2 separate regions of the Homo sapiens genome follow, and region 2 is linked to region 1. A link is an interaction called in ENCODE POLR2A ChIA-PET data of the cell type or tissue named here. Cell type or tissue: PC-9. All regions are shown on one strand. Region 1 overlaps OVOL1 (ovo like transcriptional repressor 1). Region 2 overlaps SNX32 (sorting nexin 32).

Region 1 (2,500 bases):
GGCTGGGTGGGCCCGCGGCTCTCGACCCGGGACTCGGGGGGCGGGGGCGGGGCCGGCGGAAGAGCGCTGGTCGGGGCGGGGGCTGCATGGTGGAAGGGGAGCCGCTCCCAGGGCCAGGGGGCGCGGAACCGCCTACCCCCACCCCCTGAACCGCGGCACAGAGGAGGCAGCGGGGTGTGTCACCGCTCAGGCGACCCTCGGCTCCGACGTCGTAAATCCAGAAAACCGGGACTCGCATGAGGCGGGAGAAGGCACTGGAGCGATGCCACTTTGGGGGGCGGGGAGCGGGCTGGAGTTTCGGCCGAGATTTGTGTTAAAAGCTCAGAGCTTCAGCCGCTCGCACAGGTCCTTCCTCCTCCCCCACAACACTGGTGGCCGGGTCGGAGTGAGGGTCGGGCCGGTGGGGGGCGTGGGCCCCCAAATTTTCGTTGGGCTCCGGCTGCTAGTCCCGCGCAGTGAGCCGAGACGGTGGGACAGGCGCCCGCTGCGCCCCGCTTGCCCTTAAAGCAGAGGTGGGATCGGGTCTCACCTCTGCTAGAAACGCACTTCCTTCACCTTGCGGAGGGCACAATTGCATGGAAAGCAGCTGCAGGGAGCCCACCCCACAGCGGAGGGCCAGGCCCGGGGAAGCTGGTGTACCCAGTTATTTTTGGCAGACGCCTAGACAGCGTCGACTGTGAGAGTTGCTTCTTCCTCCAGCGGCATCTTCCCCTGAACGCCCCAAGAACACTCCTACCCCTTCTGTCCTCCCCCACCCCCAACAAAGTCTTTGGTCTGGAGAAAGCCTGCTTCCTTCCGAACGCCCCCTCCCCAGGCCTTGGGGGCGGGGCGTGGACGCTCTGAACGCCCAGCCCAGCCCCTCCGAGGGGGGAGGGGAGGAGTAATTAACCAACTGACTTTGACCCTTGATCTGCAGACTCCCTGGCACCGCCCCAGGCCTTGTAGGAAAGTGGGGAAATGAGGGCAGCAGTGAGGGGCCCCGTGAGGGCTCTTGCTCAGTTTCCCTCCTGAATAAGCTGTTGGAGACAGTGTCCTGGTGAGGTCTTTGTGGCCTGACCTTCCAGGACCCAGTGGCCTGTGGCGCTGGCAGGATGTTTCACAGCTTAACCTGATCTCAAGGGGACCCCTCTTCCACCGTTCCTTAAAACAAGGGAATGTGCCAGAAGACCCTGGTAACCCCAGTGGGGAAACTGAGGCAAAAAGGGAAGTGAGTGGCCTCCCCACCTGAGGCAGATTAGGGTGTGGGCTCAGAATTCTGTGTATAGCTTCTTGCTTGGCCACACTCCCTGGTGAGCTGGCTGGTTCTCTACCTGGGGGTTGGTGGGGGCACGCAGAGGGCCAGAGCCCCCTCCCCGCTCCGCCCTCCGCCCTCCACCCTCACCTGTGTTTGACTTGCTGCTTAGCTGCTCCTTGGGATCTGATAAACTGAACTTGGACCGTGGTAAAGGTGAGCTGAGCCCTGAGCCAGGCTCAGTGTGCTGTTATTTTTAGTTTTATTTCACATCCCAATCAGTAACAGATCATGTGTTGATTTTTACAAAGGACAAAGAAATTCCGTTGGTTGAAATCATTGACTTCTTTTTGTCCTAGCTATTTTCTCTGCCACACTTCCAGTGGCCACAGTGGAAGTGGCAGGGGAGACGTATGCCCCAGGGGCTTCCTGTCAGGTGCAGGAGAGGGCCTCTGGGTGGTCCAGGCCACCCGCTGGCACCATCCAGGTGAGGGAGACCTGCCGGCTTCTCTGTAGGCTCCTCCAGGATGTGTGGCGGGAGTCCAATCTCAAGGATGAAGGGAGAATTTGTCCTCATCCCCATGGCAAGGAGAGAATCCTGTGGGTCAAGTAAAGGGTAGAAGATAGAGAACTTAATTTTACCTCTGAAAGTCATGTGGCCCACTGGAGAGTTTTCCCACAGTTTTTGGCAATGAGAAAGGGACTGTCCTCAGTCCACGCTCGGGTGCCTCAGATGGCTGGAGAGTGGGGGTGCGTTTTGTGCTGGCCTGTCCCCTGGCTGGGCCATTCCATCACCAGCCAACCATGACCCCAGAGCCAGCTGGGCACGTTTCCGTTCACCTCACAGATTCCTGGTAAGTTGTGACCAGCTAAGCGTTGACCCCATTTCCAGTGGAGGGCCCAGGAATGTGGGAGTGTTTGAGTTCTGACCTTCCTGCCAGGTTCCTCTGAGACCCTCAAAGCCTCCCAGAAGGTTTTGGGAGAAGGTTTTACAGGCCAGAGACACTGGTCCCCAGCCCGACAGCACTGATTCCAGGGCCCCAGTTTGACAATCCCATCAGCCTCTCTCCCCAAGGCAGAATTCTAGAGCTTCTTACTCCCGGGGCAGAATCTTTCCCCTGGGAAGAGGTGAAGATGGTTGCAAGCACCCTGGAGATTTGAAAGGATTACTGGCTAGGAAGCCACCTTGAACCGCTCCCCCACCCACCCCCCCAACCACCCTCCCCTCGCCTTCCTTTGTTATGTCAATATTGACTTGGAGTGACAGGG
Region 2 (2,500 bases), 58 kb after region 1:
GAAGGCCAAGGTGGGCGGATCACCTGAGGTCAGGAGTTTGAGACCAACCTGGCCAACATAATGAAACCCCGTTTCTACTAAAAATGCAAAAAATTAGCCAGGCATGCTGGCCCATGCTTGTAATCCCAGCTACTCAGGAAGCTGAGGCAGGAGAATCGCTTGAACCAGGAGGCAGAGGTTGCAGTGAGCCGAGATCTTGCCATTACACTCCAGCTTGGTCAACAAGAGCAAAACTCCATCTCAAAAAAAAACCAACAAAAAACTGTTCATGGCAGCTTTATTCATAATAGCCAAAAACTTGAAATAATCCAAATGACCATCAACAGTAGATACATACATTATGATATAATCATGTAATGAAATAAGACACAGCAATGAAAATAACTGCTTCTCCACTCAACAACGTAGAGAGCTCTCTAAAGAACAGGGGCACAAAAGAATACACAATGCATAATTGCATTTCTGTGAAGTTCAAGAATAGGCAGGCCAGCATAGGCTGGGCTCAGTGGCTCACACCTGTAATCCCAGTTCTATGGGAGGCCAAGGTGGGTGGATCACCTGAGGTCAGGAGTTCAAGACCAGCCTGGCCAACATGGTGAAACCCCGTCTCTGCTAAAATACAAAAATTAGCTGGACGTGGTGGTGGGCGTCTGTAATCCCAGCTACTTGGGAGGCTGAAGCAGGAGAATCCCATAAGCCTGAGTGGTAGAGGTTGCAGTGAGTTGAGATCATGTCACTGCACTCCAGCCTGGGCGACAGAGTGAGACTTCGTCTCAAAAAAAAGAATAGGCCAGGACGGGTGCGGTGGCTCACGCCTGTAATCCCAGCACTTTGGAGGCCGAGGCGGGCGGATCACCTGAGGTCAGGAGTTCCAGACCAGCTTCAACAAGGAGAAACCCCATCTCTACTAAAAATACAAAATTAGCTGGGCGTGGTGGTGTATGACTGTAATCCCAGCTACTCGGGAGGCTGAGGCAGGAGAATTGCTTGAACCTGGTAGGCAGAGGTTGCAGTGAGCTGAGATCGTGCCATTGCACTCCAGCCTGGGCAACAAGAGTGAAACTCTGTCTCGAAAAAAAAAAAAAAGAATACGCCAGAATAATCTATGGTGATAGAAGTCAGAATGGTGGTTAGTTCTGGGGTGGGAGATAATTGATGGGTGTGGGGCAAGAAGGAGCCTTCCGGAGTGTTTAAAAAAATGTTTTTTGCCAGGCACGGTGGCTCACGCCTGTAATCCCAGCACTTTGGGAGGCCAAGGCGGGAGGATGACCTGAGGTCAGGAGTTCAAGACCAGCCTGACAAACATGGAGAAACCCCATCTCTACTAAAAATACAAAATTAGCTGGGCGTGGTGGCGGGCGCCTGTAATCCCAGCTACCTGGGAGGATGAGGCAGGAGAATCGCTGGAACCCGGGAGGCGGAGGTTGTGGTGGGCTGAGATTGCACCATTGCACTCCAGCCTGGGCAACAAGAGTGAAACTCCATTTCAAAAAAAAAAATTTAGCTTTAGTTTTTTTTGTTTTTTTTTTTTAGACAGTTTCTCACTCTGTCACCTAGGTTGGAGTGCAGCGGCGAGATCCTGGCTCACTGCAGCCTGCACCTCCCAAGCTCAATCTTCCCACCTCAGCCCCCCCCAAGTAGCTGGAACCACAGGCATGTGCCACCACACCCAGCTAATTTTTAAAGTTTTTTTGTGGAGATGGGGGTCGAAGGGTGTCTCACCATGTTGCCCAGGCTCGTCTCAAACTCCTGGGCTCAAGCAATTCTCCTGCCTCAGCCTCTCTCCCAAAGTGCTGGATTACAGCACTTTTAAAAAAAAATTTTTAAATTAGCTGGGCATGGTGGCACATGCCCGTGGTCCTTGCTACTTGGAAGGCTGAGTCAGGAGGATTGTCTGAGCCCAGCTCATCACGGAGGCTGCGGTGAGCTGTGATGGCGCCACCAAACTCCAGCCTGAGTGACAGAGCAAGACCCTGTCTCCAAATAAATAAATAAAATATATATCTATCATGATCTGAGTTGGGTGATGGTTACCCAGCTGTATACACATATACAAATAATTGGTGCTTTACACTTAAAATTTGTGCACTTTCCTGTATATAACTTATACCTTAATTAAAAAAACAAAAGGGGGCTGGGTGCAGTGGCTCACACCTGTAATCCCAGCACCTTGGGAGGCCGAGGCAGGCAGATCACTTGAGCTCACAAGTTCAAGACCAGTCTGGCCAACATGGCAAAACCCCGTGTCTACTAAAAATACAAAAATTAGCTGGGAGTGGTGGCGTGTGCCTGTAATCCCAGCTACTCAGGAGGCTGAGGCAAGAGAATTGCTTGAACTTGGGAGGCAGAGTTTGCAGTTAGCCGAGATCACTTCACTGCACTCCAACCTGGGTGACAGAGCAAGATGCTATCAAAAAAAAAAAAAAAGTGAGAAACAATGTAGAGATAACCCTGTAAACAGTGGCCAGTGACCTCAGGGTCAATTCCTTCATGCCGGACA

Evidence for each region. ChIA-PET counts read pairs that join two places held together with the same protein. Peaks named below come from ENCODE experiments on the same cell type or tissue, not always from the same donor. Only the 100,000 strongest peaks of a DNase experiment are listed, where the experiment ranks them.
Region 2: POLR2A ChIA-PET joins it to region 1 with 21 read pairs; 20 of 35 experiments call an interaction of 5 or more read pairs at or near these places.

What each region holds. Positions count from the first base shown.
Region 1 is chr11:65,787,609-65,790,108 of GRCh38, forward strand. All of the region lies in intron 1 of OVOL1 (ovo like transcriptional repressor 1), which reads left to right. LOC124902693 reads right to left here. Exons shown (of 7, transcript XM_047427980.1): 7 at 1,393-1,829. OVOL1-AS1 (OVOL1 antisense RNA 1) reads right to left here. Exons shown (of 2, transcript NR_108085.1): 2 at 1,393-1,829. Among named protein-coding and RNA genes, the nearest start is that of OVOL1, 1.8 kb to the left of the region's middle. In PC-9, no CTCF peak of the experiment used is centred here; no DNase peak of the experiment used is centred here; H3K4me3 peaks cover 1,787 bases; H3K27ac peaks cover 971 bases.
Region 2 is chr11:65,845,496-65,847,995 of GRCh38, forward strand. All of the region lies in intron 1 of SNX32 (sorting nexin 32), which reads left to right. Among named protein-coding and RNA genes, the nearest start is that of CFL1, 11 kb to the right of the region's middle. In PC-9, no CTCF peak of the experiment used is centred here; no DNase peak of the experiment used is centred here.